Linked DNA regions of Homo sapiens: region 1 is linked to region 2. Evidence: chromatin loops called from intact Hi-C (ENCODE). Cell type or tissue: tibial artery. All regions are shown on one strand. Links, peaks and the distances in the headings refer to the core of each region. The heading gives the core; the rest is flanking DNA.

Region 1 (15,447 bases), core at 2,737-10,736, 45 kb before region 2:
ATAATATTTTACTGTGGAATAAAACTGCCAAAACAGAAACCTTTAAAGTTACCTCGTTAAACTCATTGAGGGCTGCGTTTTCAGGATGCTATTATATGTGGGTACTTAGACTGTGACAGAAGTCACATTTTCTCATGATTATACCTTTAAATAGTCTCCATATACTATGAGATAAAATAATTTCTGTTTCTGCTTTTTTTTTTTCGCTAACTTGGACTAGAATTTTTTAAGGTACAAGAAAATATAGTGTAAAGTGATTGGAAGTGTTTGAGCCTTACGGTTGAGGAATGCTAAGTTTGAACCCAGGTTCTATAACTTAATTTGCTGTTAAGTTCAAGCTTTACTTAAAATCTTTAAGTGTCAGCTTCCAAGTATATAGTAGAATAATTTTAAAGATTAAGTTAATTAAAAATAGCTGTGGTAAAAACCATTGGTTGGCACATACGATGCCCTTCCCAATCCTCTTCTCTCCAGCCACTTCTCACTTATTAGTGAGTTATACATGGAAGTCTCTTGGGAAGGGCTTCTCTTCTCAATTAAAATGACAAACAAAGGATTTTGGTTCTACTTTTTTCTTCCTGCTTGGGAAAAGTATATGCTGCCTAGGGATGCTGCAGCTATTTTGTAACCGTAAGTATAAAACAACAAACTAAAGATGGCATGGAAGGATATTAGAAGGAGACTGTTTTCTAGATGGCCTTCTTGAGCAGCTAGAGCCAACCCAGACTAGCTGTCTCAAGACTTCTTATGTGAAATGAATTGTTCCTTATCTAATAACGTCACTGTTTGTCAAGTTCTCTGTTATTCAGAGTTGTAGCATTCCTGTGTGATACAAAAGTAAAACAAGGTCCCTAGGCTGTAAGTAAGGAAGTTCAAATAAAGTTAATTACCTTCTCCCCTCCACTGTAAGTAAAGGCCATTTAATGGATGAGGTATAGTCTCAGCATACACTTTGAAGAAAGAATAATAGTATAACAATCATTGGCATCACTTTTACTTTCTTGTGAATGGTATCACCATTCAACTTGGTATATATTTCAGGATCTTAGAAAAAGTCCTGATACCTCCTTTTCCCTTGTGCATCTTATCCAATCCAAGTCCTATAGATTTTACCTCTATATCTGACCCATCACTGACTTACCTCCTTCTCCCCTTCCATCACCTTAGTTCTTTATGGTTCACCTGGACTATTGCATTCTCACATTATTACAAGTGAACTTCTTCCCATGCTGTTCCCTCTGTCTAGAATGTTCTGTCTCTCTGACTACTCCTATTTATCTTTTAGGTCTCAGCTAAGTCACTAACATTTCCTCACCCCTCCCTGCCCTGATTATCTCTCTTTTGTATCTCATTATATCTCTCTTTTTAGCATGTGTTATTAAACATTTTACATTAATATGCGAATCTTAAGTTAATGTTTGTGTCCCCACCACCCTGTAAATACCAGGAGAGCTGAGCCTGTTGTTTTGTTTTATCTTCCATCATTCTATTAGGTCAAACCCAGCACTGAGCACATAAGTGTTCAATATTCTAAGTAACACTTTATGAGCACTTACAGTGTATGAAGCATTTTTATTGGTGTTTTATAGGCATTAATGCAGTTTAGTTGTCACAGCAATCCTATTACTTGTCCCATTTTATAGACGAGAAAACTGAGACACAGAAAAGTTAAGGAATTTGCCTGAAGTACCACAGGTTTTATACCAGGATTGGACTCAGGCAGTTTGTCGTCAGAGACTATGCTCTTAACCAATTCCAAAAGCTGAATGAAAGGATGAATCTTGCCACTGACTGGGGAGTAATAATCAGTTTGGTTCCATAGTTTCAAATAGAAGCTACTTTGTACAAGCCATTCTTCAGCATTCAGTGGATAGGATGGAGAATGGAGACTAAAGACTCTCAATCTATATTTTCAAGTTCTATATGGCCAAACATGCTTAGTTTAGGGCTATATATACATATATATTCATATTTTCCTTATAAACATATATATATATGTTTATATATGTATATATGTGTGTATATATGTGTATGTATATATACATATACATACACATACACGTATATATACATATATATTTATATTTTCCTTATAATCAAATTATTATATTGTGATTGGTGTTTCTCTTCAATATGGCTGATCCTCTTATTCCCTCATGTGAGAAGGCACGTGAATCGTAGCAGATTTCTTCTTAATTGTGCCATGCTGGGAAATGCTATATTGGTTTTCATCTCCAAAACCAAAATTATTTTGAAAAAGTGAAAAAAATACCATCTGTAAAAACTGAAATCATGTTAATATGTTTTCTATTTTCAAAGCACATCAACCTCATAGAAAGAAGGGAAAAATCATTAGTCCTAGGCTGAGCTTGACTGTGCCAGGTAAGTATGCTAATTTTGTTGGCTTGGTTGGGAAAGCCTGAAATCAGAGATTTATGCAGGAATTTGCAAATGACAAATGATTTGTGTACAACTATACATTAAATGACTAGTGCGTTTGAGAGGATTGGGTTCTACAGAAAAATTAAGAATGAAGGAAATGGTGGAGGGATGGAGAGAGGCTCGGGGCAAATTTGAGTCTATCTTTGATTTTAAATTAGCTGAATTTTTAGATGAGTCTGCAATGAGAAATAATGCTGTAGTAATAATTGAAGTGTATCTGGCACACTATAATTTTCAAAGCACTGTCATATTATTAATCTTATGTAATCCTCACAATGATTCTGAAAGTTTGATGATATGATTATTTCCATTTTATAAATGAGAAAACTGAAGTTTAGATAAGTCAAGGAAAAGAGGTGGCAGTGGATTGCCAGGAAGACTTTGTAGAGAGGGCTTTTGGTGTGCTGTGCAACATCACCCCAGGGAGGTGGATATGTATCCCCTTCACATTAAGCCAACTGAGAGAGAGCTTCAAGACAATAGCTCAGAGAGTTTGACATTGAGTTCGAGAGACACAGGTAGTAACATTTCCAACCTAGGTGGGAGAAATCTAAACGCGAGAGGTCAGTTGGAGATGACAGAGCAAAGAGAGAAAGAAGGCTGCAATGGGAGTGAGCTGTACTACTGGATCACATGATTCCTTCCCACCAGATAGAGACCTTTAGAATAGAGCCTGCCTAAAGTCATCCTAAATGGAATCTCTCCCAAGAAGATGACCCGGAGAAGTGTAGCTTCAACAAACTTTTGGATTTGCTGAAAATCCTGGGAGATCAGGGAGAAGTTGAAAGTAGCTAGCCAGAAAAGTAACTGCCTCCATTAAAGGAAGGACAATCAGAAGTCCTCTGGTGAAAGTGTCCACGTTGTTAGTAAGTGTGGGGGGCAAAGCCACAGCAAGCAATGAGAAAAAGAGCCAGTGAAGCCTTCGCCTACTAAACCCCTCTTTTCATTGTCAGGCAACTTTTCTTCAGTTTTATCCTTGGCCAGTGCAATGTAACCTACAGCTTTGTCTTGGTTGATGCCAATAATTTAGTATGGCCGTTGTAATCCTGGCCCACCTCGAAGCAATCAATGGAAATATCAATTTTGCTCACTAGCAATAATGAAAATCTTTTGATGAGAAAGGCAGAGTAGTCTAATGAAAAGTGAGTTCAAATTCCAATCCTACTACTAACTGTTCATATAACTGAAAGAAATTAACTTGGCCTTATGCTATTTGCAAAATGAAAGTTTCAGAAAAAGATATTCCCTAAGATCTCTTGTCATTTTAATTACAAGGTTTGGTGAGAGATCTGATGAATTAAGACTCCACATTGCCCAAACTACTGCGTGATATTCTTCTGCCACTTTCACTCTGAAATGAAGAGAAGGATCTACTAAGTAAAGTTATATAAATAAGGATTTAAAGAAAATAAACTGAGCTTAAATAGTTTAGAACACCAGCATATGTACAAAATAGCTATTCAAGTTGGATATTCTATTAGGCAAATTCTAGTTACAGTGAAATATAAAAGGAATAAGCCAATTTTCTCTCTCTAAGATTACACAATATAACCTTTGAATCAATTCTGATTTGTCTCTCTCTTGAAGACCAAGTATCGTTTTAAGGTTTTTTTTTCCAATTGCTATGCAGTAGGATCTTTCCTTATGTTACTGAAATGTATTTGACTTTCTTCAAATTGAATTGAAAATAAGATATCCAGGTAAAGCAATTTTCAAACCTTTCCAAAGTGAGAGAAAAGTATTTCTTATTTGATGGGGACTATCAGGAAAGAGAAAGTCATAGGTACTAAAACAATGTGCATTTCTAAGAAGATTGATGGAAGCTTGCAACATCCTTGAGAAAATAAGTACTGATATTTTTCCATCTCTTTATATGAAAACTAATGCTCAGAGAGTTCAGCCTTCTCAAGGTCAAACAATGACTTTATTTCAAGCATGGGCTAGAACTCAGATCTTGGCTTCCCCATAATATTTCAGTTTTTTTGCCACCTGCTCCTTTGATGGATGCTGGCATATCTTGTTTTCAGTTGAATTTCTTACTTCTAGAAAGCGCGGCAGGAAGCACTCTGTCAATAGCTCCAGGTCTCCTTGAAATCGATTGAGGCTCTGGACTCCTAGCTAAAATACTGCTCTTATGTCAAACCACATGAAATAAGCACTTTTTAAAAATAAATGTGAACTCCACCTTTTGTGGCAGGAAGGACTATTCAAGATAACAAATGAAAACAGCAAATTCTCTTGGGAAGGAGAAGGGAAGGTGGCATTCTCTTCAAAAGCAAAATTGGGCCATCTCACTAAATAGGACATCAGATGTGAGCAGTCAATCTGGTCTGCATTGAACAACATCATTGCCTGGGTTGCAGTCTTCTAATAGCCTTTGTCTTTTTAGGTTTTGGGTCTGTGTTTGCAGCTGAGGTGAAAATGAGGGTGGGAGAAATTAAATGGCTATTTCTCTTACTTGGCATCTACCTTGCCATGCCCCTGGACCTGCCTTTCCTCCCTCTTCTCTTTGTCACTTTGATGCCTTCCTTTCTTCCTTTTTTCTTTCTTCCTCTCGTGCTCCCTCCCTCCTTCTCTACCTTCCCACCCGATGGTAATCAGGTTCCTTGAGCAGTGGCAGACTTTTCTAGAGTGTCCTGACTACTATTTCTTCCACTGTTTTTCCTCTTTCCTCTCTTCTCATTCCCCTCCCTAAATGCCACTTCTCCTCTTTCTCTAAAGACCTTGCTTCATTAGCTTCCCTCACTTCCCTGCTACAGGAGCTAGAGCCTTTTATCAAGCTATAAACAAAGAACTGTGGTGGTGATGCTCTGTGTGCCAAATACTCTGAGCAGAAGATGAGTTGACAAGGGCAACATATGTGGCTTCTGAACAAGAAGCAATCCTGGCTTTAAGGCCTGAGGCACCCTGTCATGAAGATGGCTGTGAAATCTTTAAAGCCAAGAACCTTAGAATAAGAGGAATCTTGGATACTGACTGTCAAACTGTCACATTTAAGAGATGAGAACACTGAGACACAGAGAGGTGAAATGGCAGGTGAAGGCAACTCATGAATGAATCAGGTTCTCCTGACTCCCAAAACAGTGCTCTTTGAACATCAAACTGCCAAGTTTAGTTGTATTGTAAAGGTTCAAGGACAGGGGAAATACGGCATAGATAGGAATGTACTTTTTTTTTTTTTTTTTTTTTTGAGATGGAGTTTTGCTCTTGTTGTCCAGGCTGGAGTGCAGTGGCACAATCTCAGCTCACTGAAACCTCTGCTGCCCGGGTTCAAGCAATTCTCTTGCCTCAGCCTCCCAAGTAGCTGGGATTACAGGCACTCATCACCACACCCAGCTAGTTTTTGTATTTTTAGTAGAGACGGGGTTTCACCCTGTTGGCCAGGTATGGTCTCAAACTCTTTACCTCAAGTGATCTGCCTGCCTTGGCCTTCCAAAGAGCTGGCATTGTAGGCGTAAGACACTGTGCCCTGCCGGAATGTACTTTAAAGGCACAGGGGGATATATGGCATCCTCGACTGTAGGGCATGGTGCATTTGTCTGTGGACCTGCCATTTGTTGCAATTTATTATCAATAGTAGCTTTCAGATATCCTTTGTTATTAAGTTAAACCAAATGCAATTCCATCCATGGAGCAATTTTACCTTTAAGAAGTATCTTGTGGGTTGTTTTGACGTTCACATTCACACCATCGTCTACCAGGAAACAGCATTTGTTTTCGTTTCCTAAGAAACTGTCTTTACTGAAGTCTCCTCTGTGATTATCTTAAGATCCCTTCCTACGTTTCGTATCTATTTCTATGGCTCCTTTTTTGCCTCTTAACCCCCTTGTCAACTGTTTTGTTGTGTTTTTGTTTTTTTTTTTGGTCTGGGTTTTCTTTTCTTTCTTTCTTTCTTTGTTTTTTTTTTAGTACAAATAGGTATTTCAGTCTTCTGACTAAATTTTAGCTTTTAAAACTGTGCATAGTTGATTCTAGCTTTCTCTGCCCCTTTGAGGGGTTCTGGGAGGAGGAGATGCAGTGCTCCAAAGAACGCTGCATTGTGTAACCGCACCATGAAATCTGGCACAGCAGCCCATAGCCTGCCCCAAGAACAACCCCTTAGGAATGTGGACAGGCAGAACCAAGACAGATGGAGCAGATGCTGGAACTAGGAGTTAAGATTAAAGGCATTTTTGTAGCATAGAAAAATAGAAAAATGTTGAAACACAAAACATATACACAGATCATTTTTTCCAAACCCAATACCAGAACATGTGGTCTAATCCACTCATATCTGATAACAGGAAGAAGTATTTGAAATTAGGACTTTCCCAGAGAATTCTGTTTGGGAGGTCATTGTACATGTAGGTTACAGAGAAAGGGGAAGCAAAATGTCAGGTAGTGAAAACTGTGTGCGTGTCATGTGGTACTTCTAAAACATTAATGTGTTCACAAATCTCTGGAAATGGTGTTAAAAGGCAGGTTTTTACTTCAGAGGCCTGGGTTAGTGCCTGAGATTGTACATTTCTAACAAGCCCCCTGGTGATGATGCTGGTGATGCTGGTGATGTTGGTGATGCTGGTCTGAGAACCACTCTTGGAAACCAAGGCCTTTGGGCTTATGCTGTACTCAACTTTGTACCCCTAACATCAATCAGGGAATACAGCTAACAACAATTTGGTAAACTAAGTTCCAGACACTTTACATGCATGCAAAGTTATTTAATTTTTCAGTAATATTATACATAGGTGTTATTATTCTGGTTTTCAAATGGGTAGATGCAAGTTCAAGCATTTAGTCATCAAAATCTGTGTGAGTGATTCTAAAGATAGCTGGACTTCCCTGGAATCCTAGATTCAAAACTTGTCAATGCAAGGAGTTTCATTCTTTCCAACCTACTTCCTAAAGTGGCATAGGACAGTATTTTGCTTAAGAATATGGAAACTGGGCTGGGCGCAGTGGCTCACGCCTGTAATCCCAGCACTTTGGGAGGCTGAGGCAGGTAGATCACGAGGTCAGGAGATCAAGACCATCCTGGCTAACACGGTGAAACCCTTCCCTACTGAAAATACAAAAAATTAGCCGGGAGCGGTGGCAGGCGCCTGTGGTCCCAGCTACTCGGGAGGCTGAGGCAGGAGAATGGCGTGAACCCGGGAGGCGGAGCTTGCAGTGAGCCGAGTTGGCACCACTGCACTCCAACCTGGGAGACAGAGCAAGACTCCATCTCAAAAAAAAAAAAAAAAGAATATGGAACCTGGAGCCAGTGAGCATGGGTCTGGATGCTTATTCCAACCCTCCCTAGTTGTGCAACTTGACCAAGTTCATGATCCACAATGAGGCTCACTTTACAATGTGATATGGGAATAATAGCAATTTTCTCTTCATAGGATGGTTATGAAAATTAAATGACTTACCATTAGTAAAGCACCTAAAGGAGTGCCCATAACAGATCATGGAGTACATGGTAGGCATAGGAAAAAGCTATTGCAGAAAGACTGACATTTACAATGCTTTAAAGATCATACTTGGCCGGGTGCCGTGGCTCACGCCTGTAATCCCAGCACTTTGGGAGGCCAAGGCGGGTGGATCTCGAGGTCAGGAGATCGAGACCATCCTGGCTAACACGGTGAAACACCGTCTCTACCGAAAATACAAAAAATTAGCTGGGCACGGTGGCGGGCGCCTGTGGTCCCAGCTACTCGGGAGGCTGAGGCAGGAGAATGGCGTGAACCCGGGAGGCGGAGCTTGCAGTGAGCCGAGATGGCACCACTGCACTCCAGCCTGGCCGACAGAGCCAGACTCCATCTCAAAAAAAAAAAAAAAAAAAAAAGAAAAAAAAATCATACTTTTTCTCTGAAATGTGTCTTGGAAGTTGTTGTAGCTTGCATTTATTGAGTGAATGTGTTCTCTAAGAAAACTGCATCTCTCTATTCTGGGAATACATTTATTTTACTTTATGAAAAATAAAATAAGCTAGCTTTTTTTCAATAGATATTTATAAATGTGCTCAGAACATGGATACAGAGGTATTGTCAAAGGTGAGATTAAAATTCTTATGGAACCCCTTTTTGAGAACATGGTCCATACTCCTTAAGGATCCCTATAATGCTTTTTTACCTTTCTTTTTTTAGAACGAGTGGAACATACTGTTATCTCTTCTAAGTCTTTTGCCTCTGGCAAGAGACACATTGTATATTTCCACCCACTGGCTTTTAATGATGTGCAGAGAACGATGATTCACACCAATCAACATTTTCATATTATTGAAATATCTCCCTTAGTCCCCAACACAATTTTCAAAACATGTGATTGTATGAGAACAAAGGCATCAAACTGTCTTTGCTGAATCATTTTCTGTCTCTCTCTCAGCCCAAATTCCCTCTGATTTGTAACTTACCAGCCAGGCCAGCAAGAAGACAAATGATATTCCTAGTTAATTAATCAAACTCAATCCATTGTCATTTAGTAATATCCACCACTGGTTACAAAGTAGCCACATTTGGGCCTATTTAGTTGGCCTTTCAATTGTAATTTAGCTGTGTGCAAAGGGTGACATTAAATCTCTTTTACCCCAAGACTTTCACTTAATCTAACGAAGCTTGGCCTCATTTGGATACTATTATGTCATTCTCAAGGCACTGTGAGTACATATGATAAGGAGCTGGATGATCCAAAATCACACCGGCCAGACCAGTGGGCCCTGATTCTCTGATGTACGGGCTTTGAAAATGGAAACAAGTCAGAAGAAAAGTTTCCAAAGGAGCACAGCGCACTCAGCGTCCTTAATTTAGCCATCCAGGACCAGGGAGAAATTGTCTTTCTGCCTCCTGCTGCTGATCAGCTTGTGCCCCGGGCTTAAGGGCTTTTAAATATTTTCTTTTTTTTTTTTTTCCTATTTTTTTTATTATACTTTAAGTTTTAGGGTACATGTGCACATTGTGCAGGTTAGTTACATATATATATATGTGCCATGCTGGTGCGCTGCACCCACTAACTCGTCATCTAGCATTAGGTATATCTCCTAATGCTATCCCTCCCCCCTCCCCCCACCCCACCACAGTCCCCAGAGTGTGATATTCCCCTTCCTGTGTCCATGTGATCTCATTGTTCAATTCCCACCTATGAGTGAGAATATGCGGTGTTTGGTTTTTTGTTCTTGCGATAGTTTACTGAGAATGATGATTTCCAATTTCATCCATGTCCCTACAAAGGACACGAACTCATCATTTTTTATGGCTGCATAGTATTCCATGGTGTATATGTGCCACATTTTCTTAATCCAGTCTATCATTGTTGGACATTTGGGTTGGTTCCAAGTCTTTGCTATTGTGAATAATGCCGCAATAAACATACGTATGTTTACACTGTTGGTGGGACTGTAAACTAGTTCAACCACTGTGGAAGTCAGTGTGGCGATTCCTCAGGGATCTAGAACTAGAAATACCATTTGACCCAGCCATCCCATTACTGGGCATATACCCAAATGACTATAAATCATGCTGCTATAAAGACAGGGCTTTTAAATATTTTAACATTCGACTTTTGGCGGCCAGCCCTGCAGAGTTTTAATAGAAAGTTAAAGTTAACCATTAATTAGCATAGACACACAGGCCTGAAAAGAATTTGGACTAGCCTGAAAGAAAAGCAGCTGGAAGCAAGCAAAATACGTGAAAACGAGAATCTGGTGTGACCACCACATTTTCATTTCATGGGTCTTTGATTCTTTCTTTGTGATAGAGTTTTGGCAAGCCTAGGAAGGATGAGCTTGCGTTCTCACTTTCCCCTTCCTTCCCTCCTGTTTTCTTTCCTTCCTCCCTCCTTTTCTTTCTCTGTCTCCTTCCTTTTTCTTTCTAAATGATAATAAAAGTGTTTTGTTTTGTTTTTTAATTTTCTTAGTGAGATGTTTAGGCTACTAAACATACCAAACTAAGAGTTGAACAGAATTGGATTTTCCATCAACATTCTGCATAATCCTAAGCAAATCACTTTTGGGGCCAAGATATTTTAAATCTGAAAATGAGGCAGTTGGATTAGTCCCTGAGGCCTATTCTAACTCTGAAAGATTATTTATTCAGAGCAAGCTGGGCACAAGGACAAAATGTGATATATTAATACTCTATAGGAACCATAATAAATAGGCCATGAAAATCCACCAAAGGAAAAGTAAGTTCTGTTGTCCATGCTTACATGTTGCCATAGACAAGATGAATGAGGAGTAGAGCCAAATTGGTTAAAGGCTTAGACACATGGCCTAACAGAGTTTGGGAACTCAGCCTAACAGCCATGGCTTTGCCTCGTTAGATCCAAAGTTAATATTAGCTCTATGAATTGTCATTCATTCATTCATCATTCACCAAAATTGATCAGTCTCATTATGTGTGGGACTCTCTGATCTGTGCCAGAGACACAGAGGTAAATAAAACATTATTATTAATGCATTTGGTAGTATTTCTCAAAGAAATTTGGGTCAGAGTTGTTCTGAAAATGATCCTGACTCTTCTCTTTTAGTCTGTATAACTTTTACACTGTGAGAATAATGCGATGTAGAACATGTGACAACATTTTGTGCCCAAAATGTTTAGAACCAGAAAGACGTGCTAGAACAGGGAAGACTGAATTTTTTTTCCCTTTTTTGTACCTTGCCAACACTTAGCAAAGGCAATCATGCAATTACTAAAAATTTATTAACACTGTGTGCCAGCTACTGTGCTGTGTATTCTTTGATTAATTTCTATTTTTTAATTGTTAATAAACTACATTGAGGTATAATAATTTACATATAATAATTGTTCATATTTTAAGTATGAGGTTTGATGAGATTTGAGATATGTGTACACCATGTAGCCACCAACTCAATCAGCACAGGGACTGTTTATATTACCCAGAGAGTCCCCCCTTTATCCTTGGCAAATTAATTACTACTTCCTCACCCTATCCCCTGCCCCAAGCACTATTAATCTAATTTCTATCACTATAGACGACTTTCATCTGTCCTAGTACTTCCGACATAGTTTGGATGTTTGTCTCCTCCAAACCTCATATTGAATTGTGATCCCCAAATTTGGAGGTGGGGCTGAGCTCATGGGAGGTGTTTGGGTCGTGGGGTCAGATTCCTCATGAATGGCTTGGAGCCCTTCACATGGTAGTGAGTTCTCGCTCTATTAGATCACACAGGAGCTGATCTTTTAAAAGAGTCTGGCACCTCCTCCCCTCTCTCTTGCTCCCTCTCTCACCATGTGATATGCCGGCTCCCATTTTGCCTTCCTACATGATTGAAAGCTTCCTGATGCCCTAACCAGAAGCAGACGCTGGTGCCATGCTTCTTGTACAGGCTGCAGAGCCATGAACCAAATAAAACTATTTTCTTTATAAACTATCCAGCCTTAGGTATTACTTTATAGTCACGCAAAATGGACTAACACAAATTCTTAAAAATGAAATCATACAGTATGTACACTTCACTGTTTGGCTTCTTTAGTTCAACATGTCTGTAAAATGCATCCATGTTTTTCCATGTATCAGCAATTTGATTTTTTATTGCTGAGAAGTATTCTATTATATGAATATATCACAATTTGTCTATTTGTTCATCTGTTGATGAACATTTGGGTTGGTTTCAATTTAGGACTATAATAAATAAACTTACAATTAACATGCATGTATAAGTCTTCTTGTGGATATATTTTCATTTCTCTCAGATAAATACCTCAAAGTGGAAATGCCAGGTCATAGGAGAGCATATGTGAACTTTGTAAGAAATAGATTACAGTTCTCCAAAAGTAGTTTTATTATTATACTGCCACCAGCAATATGATTTCCAGATGTTTCACCTCTTTACCATTTGATATTTGTTGTTCATATTTTAAAATTTGTGTGTGATGTCCTTATTGTAGTTTTAATGTGCACTTTTTCCAATAACTTATGATGCTGAGCATTTTTTTTTTTTTTTTGAGAAACAGTTTGAATCTGTCACCCAGGCTGGAGTGCAGTGGCGCAATCTCAGCTCACTGCAACCTCCACCTCCCGGGTTCAAGCGATTCTCATGCCTCAGCGCCCCGAGTAGCTGGGATTACAGGCATGCACCACCATGCGCAGCTAATTTTTGTACTTTTAGTAGAGATGGGGTTTTGCCATATTGGCCAGGCTAGTCTCAACCTCCTAACCTCATATGATCTGCCCACCTTGGCCTCCCAAAGTTCTGAGATTATAGGCATGAGCCACCACGCCCGGCATTGAGCATCTTTTTGTACACTTTGTTAATCATTCATATATTTTGTGAAGAATTTATTCACAAAACAGACCCTTGAATTGTAAGAGTTCTCAATATATTCTGGATACAGGTATTTGTGAGATACCTGCATTGAAAATATTTTCTTCTAATTTGTGTCTTGCTTTTTCATTTTTAATGGTCTTTTGATGATCAATTTTACCAAGACAAAGTCCAATTTATCATTTTTCTTCTGTTCAGTGCATGTATTGCCTGTTTATATCTACCTCTACTAAGATTCCAGAGATTTTCTTGTGTTTTCTTTTAGAAGCTTTGTTTTAGAAGTTTTATAATTTTAGCTTTTACTTCTAGGTCTATGATTCATCTTGAATTAATTGTTGGGTATGGAATAGAAGTTGCAGCTCTTGTTTTCCCTGGTGAATATTTAGCGTTGCTTCACTGTTGGAGAGATTTTTTCTTTTCCTATTGAATTGCTTTGACAATTTTGTCCAAATCAATTTCTCATATATTTCTGGCCTCTTGATTTTGTTCCATTGATCTAATTGCAAAACTTTATGTAAGTACCACACTGTCTTGACTACTGAAGCTTTATAGTAAGCCTTACAATCATGTAGTATAAGTTCTCCAACTCTTATTTTTTTTTTTTTTTTCAAAATTGTGGCTATGGTAGGGCTTTTGCATTTCCACATTCTAGTAAAATTGGCTGAGATACTAATTGGGATTGTGCAACATGTGTAGATCAATTTAGAGAAAAAGGATATCTTAGCATTACTGAGTGCTCAAATATGTGAAATTGGTATAGCTCTCTTGTTGATACAACGTTTACTAAATGAGCAGATATCCTTACCCTTTTCCTAAGATTAGTAAGAAAGTGTTTAATATAGCATGATTAAATACGATATTAGGTGTAGATATCTCACAGATAACTTCTTAAGATTGAGAAAGTTCTCTTATTTTGCTGAAATTTTTATAACAACTAGATGATTCATCAATTTCACTGGAGGTTGATCAATTTTATTGTTCTTTTCAAAGAACCAACAGTTGTTTTGGTTGATTTTTCTCCATTTTTGGGTCTTTTCTCTATTTTATTAATTATTGCTCTTATATTTATTATTTCCTTCTTTCTGTGTACTTCGGGTTTAATTTACTCTTCTTTGTCTAGCTTCCTGAGGTAGAAATTTAAATTATTGTTGTTAAAAAGTTCTTGTTGTCTAGTATAGGCAATTAAAACTATAAATATTCATCTAACTACCCCTTTAGCAACATCCCACACATTTTGAATATTGTGCATTTATTTTATTTTAATTACAAATATCTTAAAATTTCCATCGTGATTTCTACTTTCAGTTATGAGTTATTTGTATATATTTGGAGTGTTTCTTGGTTACTTTACTTTTTGTTTTTAATATAATTTTACTACAGATAATATTTCACCTTTTTATATAGACTAATTTTATGATCCATAAAGACTATGAAGACGCTATATGCACTTAGAAATGTACTTATTCTGAAGTTGTGAGCATAGTGTGCTAGAAATGTTAATTAAATCAAGTCTTCTAAGTGTACATTCATGACTTCTATATCCTTACCTATTTTATAAATATTTACTAAAAGAGGATGGTTAAAATCTTCAGTCATGAATGTGGGTTTGCCTATGTCTTCCTTTATTTCTGTCAGTTTTTCATTATGTATTTTAATCATCTTTATAGGCATATCCACTTAGGATTGTTGTATTTTTCCTTCTATCATTATGTATGTTGTGGTAATGGCGCTTTTCTTGAAGCCTACTTTGTCTGATAGTAATATAGCCATATCTGCCTACTTTCAAATGCTTATTATATGCACAGTCTATCTCTTTTCATCCTAGTACTTTTAACTCCTCTGTGTCATTATATTTAAGGAGCATCTTGGGTAGCTACATATATATGGGTCTTATTTTTTATCCAATATGACAATCTCTTCCTTTACATTAAAATGTGTAGCCTATATATATTTTATATAATTATTGATAGGGTTGAATTTAAATTTATCCTATTGTTATTTGTTTTTAATTTGTTCCATCTGTTTTTTATTTTATTATTGTTCTGTTATATATTGTTTAAATATATAGTTTTTGTTTTATTTTCTGTTTCACTGTTACCCTTTTCCTTTATTTAGGTCAATCAATTTTTAAATTATTCTATTTGTTTCTTTTATTAGATTTTAAACTCATGTATTTTGGGGGGTGGGGGGATGGTCAACTTAGGGACTATAATATGCATCCTTCACTTAACAAAATATGCTTGCAATTAATAATTTTCTACTCAAAATTCACTCTTTACACTTCATAGTACTCACCACTCCTCAATAACAGTCATATAATAATACAATCCCATTTACTCCTTTCTTCCTGCAAATGTGGTACTATATTTTACTTTACTTCCTACAATGACATAACTTTTTTGTTTTGGACAGGCATTTTTCTTTTAAGGGAATTAATAGGAGACTTTAAGGCTAGTCTTTCATGCTAACTCATTTATTTACTGCTTCTTGTGTTCTTCATTATTTCCTCTATATGTGGTTTTACATATAGCATCTGATACAGTTTGGAACTGTATCCTCCCCTAAATCTCATGTTCAATTGTAATCGCCAACGTTGGAGGTGGGGCCTGGTGGGAGGTGATTGGATAATGAGGGCAGATTTCTCGTGAATGGTTTAGCACCATCCCGTTGGTGCTGCTCTCATGATAGTGGGTGCGTTCTTATGAGATCTGGTCTTTTAAAAGTCCGTAGCACCCCCCACCTTGCTCTCTTGCTAC
Region 2 (15,447 bases), core at 2,965-10,964:
CAAAAATTGTCTTATATATACCACCTTGGTCTCTTTTATACCATTCCTGCTCATCTTTTTCTGCTTGATCCGCTCTAATCTACAGAAATTCTCCAGGTATCGAATGCAGGTTAATTAATTCTTAACAGCAACAACAAAATTAGCAAAGACTTATAGCCCATACCACATGCCAGATACTGTTTTAAGGATTTTACATATATGGACTCAATCCAGCACAATCCACATGAGGGAGGCATGATTTTTATTCCCATTTTCAAGGGTAGGAAACAGGAAAAAAAAGTTTCCTTTAGTATTTTGCCTAAGATCATAATTAGTAAATTGTGTAATTCACAGTCATAACTAATAGCTCCAGAACCTGGGCTTTCAGCCACTGTTGAAGGTATATTATACTGTATTGTACTATACTATACTATACTATACTATACTATACTATACTATACTATACTCTTCTATACACTATAGAACAAGTGTGAATAATTCCTAATTTATCCTATCTATTCACCAGATCATTCTTGTTCATTAACATTACCTAAACTTCTGGTGTAGGCAAATTCCTTTCTTCATATTATTTGTAATACCGTAGATTATTTTTGAGGTAGATTGGTGTTATGGGCTTTGAGGTAAATTGATATTGTGCTTCCCCTCAAATTCATATATTGAAGTCCTAGCCCCCAGTACTTTAAAATATGACTGTACTTAGAGATATGGCCTTTAAAGAGATGATTAAATGAGTTCATTTGAGTGGGCCCTAATCTAATCTGATGAGTGTCCTTATAAGAAGAGGAGATTAAGACATACAGAGAGAGAGACTAGGGAGGCCCACTCACCATGAAAAGGCCATGTGAAGACACAGCAAGAAGGCGGCCGTCTGCAAGCCAAGGAGGGAGACCTCAGAAGAAACCAACCCTGCCAACACCTTGATCTTGGACTTCCAGCCTCCAGTACTGACAGAAAAATAAATGTCTATTGTTCAAGCCACCCAGCGTATGGTATTTTGTTATGGAAGCCCTAACAGATTAGTACAGCTGATAAACTATTTGTGGGTATATAGATCTGTGTATGGATGTCATATACAATCTATTTTTTATTTTTATTTCTTTTTAATATTTGAGTTTCAGACATGCAGCCCATAAAAGTAAGTTTTTCAGGTAGCTGGTAAATAAGGCTGGTTCATATTGTCTGGACTAGAAAATTTTGATTGACTGTTATATGTGAGCATGAGTGCATAGATATTATCTGGATAAAGTCCTAGCAATAGACATTATTCTGCTCAGGCACTGAATCCTAATGTATGTAGAGGATAATATTATTAGGTGGATTACTGCTGATATTTGTGAATAAAAATTACATACAGCTGCTTGAAATAAACCTTTGTTTCATTTCACTTGTAAATCTTCATACTTGCTTTAGTTAATATAGTGACTAGGCAGTTTGTATTAGTGTTTGACTTTAACAAAAGTAAAATAAATGCACACAATGGTAAATATAAACAAGCATATGCACACAATAGTAATATAAGCTTTCTTTTTTCAGAGAAGTATTAAATATATATGCACTTAAATTGGTATGCCTTATAAAAGTTGATTTGGTGAAAATTTAAGTGAATTATGTTTTTCTGCTAAACAAGATTTTCCAAAGTATATGTAACATTAAGTAGGTAAAAAGTCCCAGTGAATAGATTTTGAGTTTAAATAGGAATATTTTGATATCTCATGTAAAAACGCAAAAAAAAAAAATTTACCATACTTGGAATTGTGTTTTTTATCACTAAACATATCTTCAATTAAATTAATGTCAAGAACTTTGATTTATTGAAAAGTTTAAAACATCCTTTTATGTTTGAAAAGTCTGTACCTTTGAATAAAAGACAATCATATACCTTATTGTACCAAGGATCCACCCAGAATTATATAGGCTACTTTACTTACATTCTAAACAAAAGCTCTAAATTGAGACTTCATTTATTAAAACTTCAGGAAAACCTATTACAAACAAAAATTTCTGGACTTGGGATTCCAAATTAACTAAATATTTCTTTATTTCTCCACTACCATTAATTTCATGTTTAAGATAGCGAAATAGGCAATAAAAAGCTAACACCTCCAAAAATAATTGGTATAGCTTCTTTAGAGGAGAATTTAGTAATATTTTGATAATTATGAATCTTAGCCAGATGTGGTGTGGCTCACTTTTGGCCTCCCTGAACTTTGGGAGGCCAAGATGAGAGGATTGCTTGAGGCCAGGAGTCAAGACCAGCCTGGGGCAACATAGTGAGGCCCTGTCTCTACAAAAAAATTAAAATTTTGTTGGGTAGTCCTAGCTACTCCAGAAGGCTGATGGGGAAGGATTGTTTGAGCCCAGGAGATCAAGGCTGCAGTGAACTATGATCTTGCACTGCACTCTGGCCTGGATGACCGAATAAGACCCTGTTTCTAAAAACAAAACAAAACAAAACAAAAAACAAACCAAAAAAAAAACCCACTGTGGATATTGTACTCTTTGACTCAGAAATTTCCATTTATCTTTAGGTATACCCAAAAACTTCATTCACAAAACATATTTACAGGCATGTTCAATACAGGATTATTTCTAGTAGTAGAATGTTTATCAACATGAGACTAGGAAACTAGAGTGTAACCAAATGGAGGAATAATATGGAACTGTGAAAAAACAGGTATATTTGTAGGTAGTGATGTGGAAATATACTTAAGACCAAGCAGAAAGATTAAGGTGCAAAATTCCTTATATAATTTGATACCTTTTATATAATTTATAAAAAGGCAACATAATATATAGATTTATACATGCTTAAAGATACATATGATTGTCTACTTTTCCTGAAATTAATCATTAGACATTTTAATGGGAATTACTTTAGAGGAGTAAGACTGAAGGTGGAGAGAAAGGAGGCTTTCTATCTTTGTTTCGTGCCTTCCCATACTGTTTGAATTTCTGACCATGTGCATACATTGTATGCAATTATTTTTAATAGCAAAGGTGGTTACAGTGAGCTAATGAGCCATTTGTGTTTATTTCCTTTCAGATACTTTTTGTGTTTGAAAAAAAATTAGGAATATCATTTTAACACAGTTTTCAATTAAAAGATTTATCTTGTGTTTTTCAAAAGAATATTTAAAATGTTTCATTTGCTACTTTCAAATTGATGGCGTGGTATTCACTACCAATATCAATGGGCTGTATTATTTTTGGACACTAGAGGGAATTTAGAAATGAGAGAAAATACACTGAAGAACCAATATGGCTCCCAAAGCTCTCTGACTGGATTTCCTTACTCCCACTGAGAACCTCTTTAGAACAAAAGCATTACTTAAACCGTGGTTGACTTGTAGATATATTCCTAAGAGCTTGTATGTAATTGAATCATATCATAAGTTCTGGGGAGATTGCTGTTGAGAGGAATCCTAGTGTGGATTGTCTAGAAAATAATGAAGCTTTTGTAAGACAGGTAATCACTGCTAGTTTATCATTAGATGACAAGATTCTAGTGTTTTATAATCCTCTTTTCCAGAAGATACTGTAAATCTGAGGTGTGATTATGATTATATTGGTACAATCAGTTTTGTGTGCCTTGAAGAATGTAGGTACTCAATGAATGTTTAATCAACTAATTAAAGAAATAAACAGGCTAAAGAAACAAACAGTTATTGTATCTGGGATGTTTTCCCCCTTATTATCCTAATTTAAATGACTGACTGAATTCTATTCGGTAACCCTCCTTCTGCATGTATTCATCCATTTCTTCATGTGCTCACTGTAACCCAGGCAGAGTAACAGTCATTGGTGATAAAGATTCTGATCTCAAAAACTTTTCAATTTAGTGAGAAGACAGACAAGAATAAACAAATCGAAAGAACAAATTGATGGAGAAGATATGAGAAATAGGTGAGTGTGATAGACAAAAATAAAACATCGTGGGATAAACATTGCTAATAAACATCTGGATTTCCTGTACTTCTGAGTATATGTGGGTTGTACTTCTCCACCCTCTTGGTCATTCATCACTATTTGACTAGTTCTAGCCAGTAACATGTGAGTAGAACGGCAATGCAACTGCCAAGCTAAAGTATTGGATGGCTGGTGTTCAGCTCTCCAGCTCTTTCTTCCTTTGATGTGGCAATCAGGAAAGCATATGTTGACTTGAAGGTGTCATGAGATGAAGAAAACTGAAGTGCTGAGCCACCACATGGAAGGTGCCTTAGCTAAAGTGTTGCCATACTTGGAAAATTAATGTGAGTAAAAAAATAACTTTCATTATTTAAAGCCAATAAAAATTTGGAGCATAGCCAAGCCTATCCTGACTGATACACAAGATTAGGCAATGGAGAGTAATGGGGCAGTGCTCCTCATGTAGGATGGCCAAGGAAGGGTCCTCTTACAAAGTGGCAATAGCAGTACAGTTATTGTTATTTGGATGTGAATTTCAGAGTCAAGAAGGGGTAGCCGTGGAGAGGAATGGTTCTGGGATATTGCTGGTGGGCCCCTGCTTGAGTCATGGGAGGACACTTGTCAAAAGTATCGATACCTTGGCCTCACCCTAGACCTGCTGCGTTAGACCCTCTGGAGGCAGCTTTAGGATTCTGTGATTTTAATGAGCTCCCCAGGTTATTCTGATGCACAGCCAGCTCTTGCAACCACTGCATTCAGCTTCAAGCCCTGATGGTTTACCTTTCTGATATATATGGTATGATATATAGAAATTTCAAATTATATGCCTCTCAGTCTTTTCCTTACTCTGACAGGAAAAAAAAGGAAAACCACATTTCAATTCTCATCAAAAGGACTTTATCTTTTTCCCATAATTCTGACAGAATATGATTCCTTATATGTCTGTCTTAGTTTGATGGAATCGACTTTAAGTCTTCAAGTCATAATAATATGAAAGACAGGTGTTTTTTATTTGTTTGTCTTATTTTGACAGGATCAAACTGTAACTTCAAGAATATTATTTTGAGAAAGAAACATCGTGGTAGCCAGAATGTTTTTGCTGTTAGAATTTTTAAAAAATGAAGATCATTTATTGAATGCTTCATGTATGCACAATCATGCTGCAAAGTAATATATACTCCTCATTGAAATTTAATTTTCACAAAAATATTGGTGCCTTAAAATTTTTACTCTTTCCTTTCAATGATAGCCTAAAAACTTTTATTTTAATAACTACATTAATGAATAAATTAAAAAATTTAACCCAAGAAGCTGTAAAGAAGAATAGATTCTTGAGTAATTGTGAATTCATAGTCTTCATTCTAGTTATTTTATATATGTGAAAACTGAGTGATAAAACCTGCATTCAAGGCTTTAAATTTAGAACTAAAAAGGAAAGCTGCTGCCCAGAGGAAGGACTTACTATAGATAATTACTTTATAAGGTAGCCTCTATTCGATGTTCCAATTTCATATTTTTTAAAGCCAAATATAAAGTATGTATCACATCTAAGCCTCTTTGCAATTCTGTATAAAAATACTTTTTTAATTAAAATGCGGAGAGATGGTATACAAAGCAGACTGATCACATTTGTTTTTCTCTACTCCATTCCAGAACCTCCTTCTATAACAGCAAAACTATATAATGTATACAATTTTACGCCTTTATACAAAGTCAAGAGAACAGGGTAAAATCCTGCTTGCTGCACATAACGGAAGAAAAGTTAATACCAACGAATCCCTCCTCCAACTACCACAAAGACAAGAAGGATATGCCAATTCACCATAAACTACAATGATGGTGGAGAATAGGTCAGTTTCTCAGCATTGCAGCTTCAGCCCACAAGATTCCTGTATTTCCCCATATGGGACACTCAATGAGAGAGTGAGTGAATGAGAGAGAGGCACTAGATGACAAAACATTTACCCCTGGATTTTTGAGTCACCTTTTTACTTCAAATCCCAGATGACTCTAGCCAAATAAAAGGATAAATATTCTGTGTTGACCTATTTCCCTCAACCAGAGCCTGGGAAAGAATCTAAAATGGTAATTTGGAGGATGCCTCTTGCTGACAACCGAATGATCCTTTAAATTCAATCAGGTCTTTTAGTTATTAAACAATAACATTTGTTTATTATTATTGTTAAATTCACCACCAGAGGGAGCTCATCTTTTCCTGTCATCTAGAGACCAATAGACTACAAAGTAACGACTGTTCTCCTAATTTCAGTATTAAAATATATAATTTTTGCCTGGGATAAATGTTGGAATGTGTGTTTACATTGAGCTATTCTAGTTGTCTCAGAAAGCAGCAGAGAAACTTCAATCAACCACAAATTTGTTCTCCAATTTATTACCTCCTCACAACTTTCCCCAATGAAAAGAGAAAAATAAATCTACCTAGAGAATTACATTTTCCTCATGTACGCCTCTGGAATTTACCACACTTTTCTAATGAAGCATCACTTCAGAATTTTCTAGGCTCTCTGAGTCAAAGCACAGCAGAAGGATCTTTGGAGAAAAACGATTGGCTGCTTGATGTTTGCTAAGTCATTTGAAAGTCTAAGATATCTCAAATGGAAATCTCCATCTGTGGTGACATAAAATACATCTATATTTAATGTTAATAGTCACTAATATTAAGTGTAAATAAGCAGAGAGAAAGATCGTAGGACCCTTATTCACCAAATGGATGTAATCCATAACTAATTTTAAAAAATGAAGTCAATCTTTTGGTAGGGAAGTGAATGATCTCTGAAGGTAAACTAAAATCAAGTCCTAGAAGATGATATTTTAGTTTTCTTTTAGCATCTGCTTGTCAAAAGCAAGAATTTGATTTATTTAAGTCCTTTTTACTGCTAGTAGCAAATATATGCTTTTTAGGAAGCAGGACCATTTTTATATTTTTGAAACTCAGTGAGTCTGCTATACCTGTAAATATTTGAATACTATAAATGACTAGTGCTGAGGAGAAGGATATAGTGTTTCATTAAGTATTTGCTCCATTTTTAAAGAGCCCGTGACCATGGCAACCAGGTGCTGCCAACTGACCCCAATGGCAGCCACACTTGCTGCTTTATCTCAATTGCTACTGGGAGCACACAAGCTTTATAGATTTATTGAATCACATTAGATTATAGGCAATTTTTAAGTGGTTCAAAAGGAGAGGAATAGCTTGTTTTTAATCTAAAGAAGTAGAATTGTTATGCATGCATTATTTCCTGCAGGTAATATTCATACACAATTTAAGGATTTTAAGAAACAAACGAAAGAGATTTGTGGACGAATACGGCAGACAGATCATATGTGCTTATTCTTTGCTCCACCCCAGCACCTCTTTCAATACCAGTTAAAGGACATAAGGTAATAATTTTATGCCTGTCTACAAAGACAAGAGTGCAGGAGAAGAGAAGAGGGAAGGCCAGATTGTCAACAGAATTTTGGAAGTTGGAAAATAGATGGATGAGTCATAACTCATTTACAGAGCAGAAATGTTGAAACCAAACTGTCTGTTGGGGGTGGAGGAAATGACAATAACAAGCAAGCTGATTCATGCCATAGACCCTCAAAGGCACAGTGATAAGAGGGGTTAGAATCTTCTGAATAAGCCTAGGATGTGGAGCTGGGAACACAAGACCTAGTTGATTGAGCACTCACACCCCTAAATTTGCACCCCCAGACACTGAGTAAGGTAACTTTCCTGGAGAGGCAAGCTGAGGGAGCAGTGTATCATAGGGCTGAAAACAAGGGTAATGAGTGGAAATCTGGATACCAAAGAGCCAGGCAGTCAGCTTCCTGCCCCACCCAGCTCTCAAGCCCTGGACTGGATATTGGCTGATTCTTCTTGAGATATAGGCAAGACACTGCTTTCTTATTAATCTCATACTAGTATTAGACTTTTAAACTATATATACATATTTATCACTAAAAAATAATAATAAATTATTAATAGCAGGAAAAAACTGATTTGAATCAGTGCCCCAAGCCATAGAGATTACATATGTGGTATATAGTGAAAAATTTTAACGTGCATGTCGCTACTCAGTTATGCCAAGTGACAGCTTGTTGTTGGACTTATTCTGTTGCCTTGGAATTGGACATAGAGAGCCAAAGTGAGGCTTGAAATACTGAAAGTAACTGCATCCTAAAAAGAGCTGCAAAAAATGAAGATGAGACAACCTCTCCAGAGCTTATAAAGATGTAAACAGATACTGCTACCCCCAGCCACTATGTCCAATACCTATCTTCTTCCTCTCCAATCTCTTGATATGGTTTGGATCTATGTCCCTACCAAATCTCATGTTGACCTGTAATCCCCAGTCTTTGAGGTGGGGCCTAGTGGGAGGTGATTAGATCATGGGGGTGGACTTCTCATGAATGGTTTAGTACCATGCCTCCTTGGTAATGTATAGTGAGTGAGTTCTCACCAGATCTGGTTGTTTAAAAGTGTGTGACACCTCCTTCCACCATCTCTCTCTTCCTCCTTTCCAGCCATGTGAAGCGCTGGCTCCCTCTTTGCCTTCTGCCATGATTGCAAGTTTCCCGAAGCCTCCTCGGTAGCCAAGCAGATGCCAGCATCATGCTTCCTGTACATTCGGTGGAACTGTGAGCCAATTAAAGCTCTTTTTTAAATAAATTATCCAGTCTCAGGTATTTATGTATAGCAATGCAAGAACAAACTAATATGGAAAATTGGTACTGAGGAGTGGGGCATTATTATAATGATACCTGAAAATGTGGAAGCAGCTTTGAAACTGGATAATGGGCAGGCAGAGGTTGGAACGGTTTGGAGGGCTCAGAAGAAGACAGGAAGTTGAGGAAAAGTTTAGAACTTCCAAAAGACTTGTTGAATGGTTGTAACTAAAATGTTGATAGTGATATGGAGAGTGAAGTTGAGGCTGAGGAGGTCTCAGATGGAAATGAGGAACTTATTGGGAACTGGAGTAAAGGTCACTTTTGCTATGCTTTAGCAAAGAGTCTAGTTGCTGTCAGGCCTCTGAGCCCAAGCTAAGCCATCATAACCCCTGTGACCTGCACGTATACATCCAGATGGCCTGAAACAACTGAAGAACCACAAAAGAAGTGAAACAGCCAGTTCCTGCCTTAACTGATGACATTCCACCATTGTGATTTGTTCCTGCCCCACCCTAACTGATCAATGGACCTTGTGACATTCCTTCTCCTGGACAATGAGTCTCAGGAGCTCCCCACCAAGCACCTTGTGACCCCCGCCCCTGCCCGCAAGAGAAAACCACCTTTAACTGTAATTTTCCACTACCTACCCAAATCCTATAAAACTGGCCCACCCCACCTCCCTTTGCTGACTCCTTTTTCAGACTCAGTCCACCTGCACTCAGGTGATTAAAAAGCTTTATTGCTCACACAAAGCCTGTTTGGTGGTCTCTTCACATGGATGCACGTAAGAGTTGCATTATGCCCCTGCTCTAGGGATCTGTAGAACTTTAAACTTGAGAGTAATGATTAAGGGTTTTTGGCAGAAGAAATTTTAAGCAACAAAACATTCAGGATAGCCTGGCTACTTCTAACAACCTATGCTTATATGTGTGAACAAAGAAATGACCTGAAACTGGAACTTATATTTAAAAGAAAAGAAGAGCATAAAAGATTGGAAAATTTGCAGCCTGGCCATGTGATAGCAAAGAAAATGCCATTTTCAAGGGAGCAGTTCAAGCAGGCTGCAGAAATTTTCATAAGTAAAAGAGGAGCCAAGTGCTAATAGACAATGGGGAGAAGGCCTTGAAGACATTTCAGAGACCTTCTAGGCAGCCCCTCCCACCACAGGCTAAGAAACCTAGGAGGAAAGTTTGGTTTAGTGGGCCAGGCCCAGGGCCCTACTGCCCTGCACAGCTTTGGGACACTGCTCCCTGCATCCCAGCTACTTCAGCTCCAGCTGGAGTTAAAAGGGGCCCAGGTACAGCTCGTGCCACTGCTTCAGAGGGTGAAAGCCATAGGCCTTGGCAGCTTCCACGTGGTAGTAAGCCTTTGGGCATGCAGAGTGTCATAGCTGAGGCTTGGAAGCCTAGATTTCTGAAGATGTATGAAAAAGCTTGGATGTCCAGGCCGAAGCCCTTATGGAGGACCTCTACTAGGGCAGCACAGAGGGGAAATGAGGGGTTGGAGCCCCCATACAGAGTCTCCAATGGGGCACTGCCATTTGGAGCTGTGAAAAGAGGGCCACCATCCTCCAGACCCCACAACGGGGTCTGTCACAATCTACTGACAGCTTGCCCCCTGCACCTGGACAAGCCTCAGGCACTCAACACCAGCCCTTGCGATTAACCACAGGAGCTGAATCCTGCAAAGCCTCATGGACAGAGATGCCCAAGACCTTGGGAGCCCACCCCTTACACCAGTGTGCCCTGTATGTGAGATATGGAGTCAAGGGAGACTATTGTGGAGCTTTGAGATATAATAATGGCCCTGCTGGGTTTCAGGCTTGCATGGGGCCTGTAGCCACTTTCTTTTGGTGAATTTCTCCCTTTTGGAATGGGATTATTTCTTAATGCCTGTACTCCCATTATGTCTTGGGAGTAACTAACTTGTTTTTGGTTTTACAGGCTCATAGGTGGAACAGACTTGCCTTGTCTCAGATGAGACTTTTGAGTTTGGATTTTTATGTTAATGATGGAATGAGTTAAGACTTTGGGGGACTGTTGGGAAGGCATAATTGTATTTCACAATGAGAGGGACATGAGATTTTAGAGTTGGGGGGCAGAGATAGAATTATATGGTTCGGATCTGTTTCCTTACCAGATTTCATGTGTAATTGTAATCTCCAGTGTTGGAGGTGGTCCTGGTGGGAGGTGACTGGATCATGGGGTTAGAGTTCTCATGAATGGTTTGGCACCGTCCCTCCTTGGTACTGTATAGTGAGTCAGTTCTCACAAGAGCTGGTTGTCTAAAAATGTGCAGCACCTCCCCCACCCTCTCTCTCTTCCTTCTGCTCCAGCCATGTGAAGTGCTGGCTTCTCCTTCACCTTCTGTTGTGATGGTAAGTTTCATGAGGCCTCCTCAGAAGCTGAGCAGATGCCAGCACCATGCTTCCTGTACAGCCTATATCACCATGAGCCAGTTAAACCTCTTTTCTTTATAAATTACCCAATCTCAGGTATTTCTTCATAGCAATGTGGGACCAGACTAATACACCTCTCTAGGAGATAAACATGAGAGAACTTGAGGCCAGAGGATAAAGAAGAGAAAAGCATATGGAATCCTGGGCCTTTACCCCACCTATAGGAAATTGCATAGCTTTTGGGAGGGGATTATATCCATTCTCCCTGCAAACTAAAAGAGAGTGTATTAGTTTACCATTCCTGCTGTAACAACCAACCACAAAATTAGTGGCTTAAAACAATGCAAATGTATTACCTTACAGTTCTGGAGGTCAGAAGTCTAAGATGGGTCCACTGGGTTGAAATCAAGGTGTTGGCAGAGCTGCATTGCATTCTGGAGGCTCTAGGGGAATATCTATTTACTTGCCTTTTCCAGCTTCTACAAGCTGCCCACATTCCCTGGTCCATGGGCCCTTTCTTCACCTTCAGAACCTGCAACAGCCAGTCAAGTCTTTCTCACATTCCACTGCTCTGACACTAGTTACCCTGCCTCCCTCTTCCACATTTAAGGACCTTTGTGATTACACTAGGTCTGCCAGATAATCCAGGATACTCTCCTTATTTTAAGGTCAGCTGAGTAGCAACCTTAATTCCTACTTACCACGTGATATAACATATTCAAAGGTTCTGTAGATTAGGATATGGATGTCTTTGTAAGGAGGAAGGAAAGAATTATTCTCTCTACCACAGAAAAGCTGGAAGAAACAGCTCTCCATTCATAAGTATCCATTCATAAATATCCATTCATAAGTATCTGGAGTGCCATTCTTTATCCATTCATCAATATTTGCAGTGCCTATAGAAGGGGTAGCATCAGTTTCAAATTGGACATAAGCTTAGGCTACTCAGACCCATTGTCTGTCCTACCAGAGGATAAGAAAATTAGAGATCAATGGCAAGCTGGAGAAAGGGAGCAGCCTGAACCTTTTCTGTGGATTAACCAGAACTGCTAATATGGTTTGGCTGTGTCCCGACCCAAACCTCACCTTGAATTGTAATAATCCCCACATAACAAGGGCAGGGCCAGGTGAAGATAATCGAATCATGGGAGCAGTCTCCCCCCTACTGTTCTCGTGGTAGGGAATAAGTCTCATGAGATCTGATGGTTTTATAAATGGAGGTTCCCCTGCACAAGCCTTCTTGCCTGCTGTCATGTAAGATGTGCCTTTGCTCCTCATTCGCCTTCCACCATGATTGTGAGGCCTCCCCGGCCATGTGGAACTGTGAGTCAATTAAACCTCTTTCCTTTATAAATTAGTCAGTCTTGGGTATGTCTGTATTAGCAGTGTGAGAACAGACTAATACAACTGCAGAAGACAATTAGGCACGAAGTGTCTTTCTGCAAGCCAGAAACCCTGGGAGGTGAGGCAAGAGGCTGTGGAGTGTGACTCTGGGGATAACAGTTGGGGGTGATGATGAAAGAGGCAAAGCTAGGTCTTCTGTGCCAGGGAACTTGTGCAATAGGAAAACCTCATGGCTCGGTGCCTCCAAATTGACTCATGTGCATGCCTCTGAGAACCAGCACTTCCCCTGCTGCACCAAGGGTAACAGAAAAGGTCAAACTGACCAGAAGAGCAATGGCCATCAACAATAGTGCAATCACATGGGCAGTTAAGGAAAATAAAGTGGTGCTCTCTTTACTTCTATCTCATTTTCCATCTCTCCAACTCCCCAGAGAAGTTAATACTAGAAAGGGTGGTACAGGTGCCTTTAGAAAGTCATCCAAATTCTATCCCTACTCAGAACTTTTAGCCTCAAGTAAGACAAAGCTGTGTTGGTGAAGGGATAAGGAAGTATGAGATTACAATTTAAAATTGGTCTGAACCAGACTTTTGAAAACTTTTTACTGAAATATAATACACCTACTTTAAAAAGTACACTGAGGTGTATAGATTGCTAAATTTTCACAAACTGAACACACCAATGTGACCAACATCCAGATAAGAAGCAAAATATTACCAATCCCCAGATACTCCCTTATTCCTTTCCACTCTCAAAGCCTGCTCCCTCTAGAGTAATCAATATCATGAATTTAAACAACATACATTAGTTTCACCTGTTTTTGTACTTTATACAAATGAAATCACATAGTATATTTTGGGTCTGACTCCTTTCGTTCAACATTATGTTGCTGAGAATCATTTTTGTGTTTTTACTTGTATTGGTAGATCATGTATTTGCACCTTTGTAAAATATTCTACTATATAACTACACTGCAATTTATCTATTCTATTGTTTATGGACATAAAATAGCTTCTAGTTTAGAGGTATCAAAAATAGTACTTACAGTGAATATTCTACTATGTGTACTTTGTGGAAAATATGCTTACTTTTCTGGTTGATATGTACCCAGGAGTGGAATTTTGGGTCATATCTTCAGTTTGGACATATGTTACTGTGTTAGTCCATTTGTGTTGCTATAGAAGAATACCGGAAACTGGGTAATTTACAAAGAAAAGAGGTTTATTTTGGCTCGAGTTTCTGCAGGCTGTATAAGAAGCATAGTGCCAGCATCTATTCCTATTGAGGACCTCAGGTAGTTTATAATCACAGATGAAGGCCAAGGGGAGCCAGAACATCACATAGTGACAGGGGGAGCAAGAGCACAGGGAGAGGTGCCACACTCTTTTAAACAACTAAACTTTACATTAACTCACTGATTACTGCAAGAAAGTCACCAAGCCATTCATGAAGGATCTACTCCCATGACTGAAATATCTCCCAACAAGCCCCACTTTCGACACTGAGAATCACACCCAACATGAGATTTCAAGGGGACAAGCATCCAAACTATATCAGTTATCAAATAGTTTTTTAAGGAACTGTGTGGAAGGCCTATTGTTTCACATCTTAATTTTATACTTGGTAGTTTCTGTTTCATTTGAGCTATTCTAATGGTTGGGTAATAATATCTCATAGTTTTAGTTTGTATTTTTCTGATGACTAATGAAGTTAAACAACTTTGTATATGTTTATTGGCCATCTCAATACTTACTTTTTTGAAATATTTGTTTAATCTTTCATCCGTTTTTTTGAGTTGTCTTACTCACATATAGGGCTTCCTTATATATTCTGGATATGAATCCATATGAATCTCAATATTCATAAGTGAATATCTTCTCTTACTTGGTAAGTTACTTTTTTATTCCCTTTTAATGATGTCTTTTGATGAACAGAAGTTCTTAATTTTAATAGAGTCTAATTTATTAATATTTTTATGGTTATATGTTTCATGTCTCCTTTAAGAAATCTTTGGCACCTCCAAGACAATGAAGTTATTTGGATTAGACTTTTTATTAATTGAAAGTGACAAGAAAGCTATCAGTTCTACCTAGAAGGCTGTTTCATCTGAGTGTGGTTGAGGGTAATTGTTGGAGACAAATCAAATTTTGTCACATTTGTACCTTATCTGTTTCAGGCTGTTTGACACAGGAGCTGCACAAAGAAAATATAGCTGTTGCTTTGGTTTGGTTTGGTTTTGATTTTGAGGTAACATTCTGAGAGTCATCTTTTATTTTACTTTTATTCTTTTTACAACTGACACATAATTGTGCATATTTACAGGACACAACATATTTTAATACATGTGTAAATTGCGTAATGATAAAATCAAGGAAATTAGCATATGCATCACCTTAAACATTTATCATTTCTTTGTGATGAGGACATTCAAAATCTTTATAGCTTTCTCTGAGTTAGGGAAGAAAAAATTTACTCTTAACAAAACCTCAGTTTCTTCTGGTTTGAACAATGCCTTTGTATTAGTCTGTTCTCATGCTGCTAATAAAGACATACCTGAAACTGGGTAACTTATAAAGGGAAGAGGTTTAACAGACTCACAGTTCACCATAGCTGGGGAGGCCTCACAATCATAGCGGAAGGCAGAGGAGAAGCAAAGTAACATCTTACATGGTGCCAGGCAAGAGAGCATGTGCAGGGGAACTCCCCTTTATAAACCCATCAGATCTCGTGAGACTTAATCACTATCACGAGAACAGCACAAGAAAGACAGGCCCCATGATTCATTACCTCCCACCAGGTCCCTCCCATGACACATGGGGACTATGGGAGCTATAATTCAAGATGAAATTTTGGGTGGGGACACAGCCAAACCATATCAGCCTTTCAGATAAATGTTCAGTCTTCCTTCCCACTCTTCTAAAGATGTATGAATGGGGAGCACCCTGTGTCCTTTTGTGGCAATAAAGGGTATTCTTAGGCTATTCTTTGGATACTTGCTGGATTTCTGGCAATGGAGTTTTCCAATGTATACTGCTCACATTTCTGGAATTTGTTGCTAAGGTCTATAGACAGAGGGTTTGTGGTTTATCCTCTTTCAGTATGGCCAGGTACCATGGCATCACCTGGG

Evidence for each region. Hi-C counts contacts between places; a loop is a spot of excess contacts. Peaks named below come from ENCODE experiments on the same cell type or tissue, not always from the same donor. Only the 100,000 strongest peaks of a DNase experiment are listed, where the experiment ranks them.
Region 1: it touches region 2 in a loop (2.8-fold over the local background); 3 of 110 quality-filtered maps call a loop at or near these places.

What each region holds. Positions count from the first base shown.
Region 1 is chr2:223,408,315-223,423,761 of GRCh38, forward strand. No RefSeq gene overlaps it. Among named protein-coding and RNA genes, the nearest start is that of SCG2, 190 kb to the right of the region's middle. In tibial artery, for the core only: no CTCF peak of the experiment used is centred there; a DNase peak (open chromatin) is centred at 6,515; H3K27ac peaks cover 4,664 bases.
Region 2 is chr2:223,453,434-223,468,880 of GRCh38, forward strand. No RefSeq gene overlaps it. Among named protein-coding and RNA genes, the nearest start is that of SCG2, 140 kb to the right of the region's middle. In tibial artery, for the core only: a CTCF peak has its summit at 6,106 (motif pointing right); no DNase peak of the experiment used is centred there.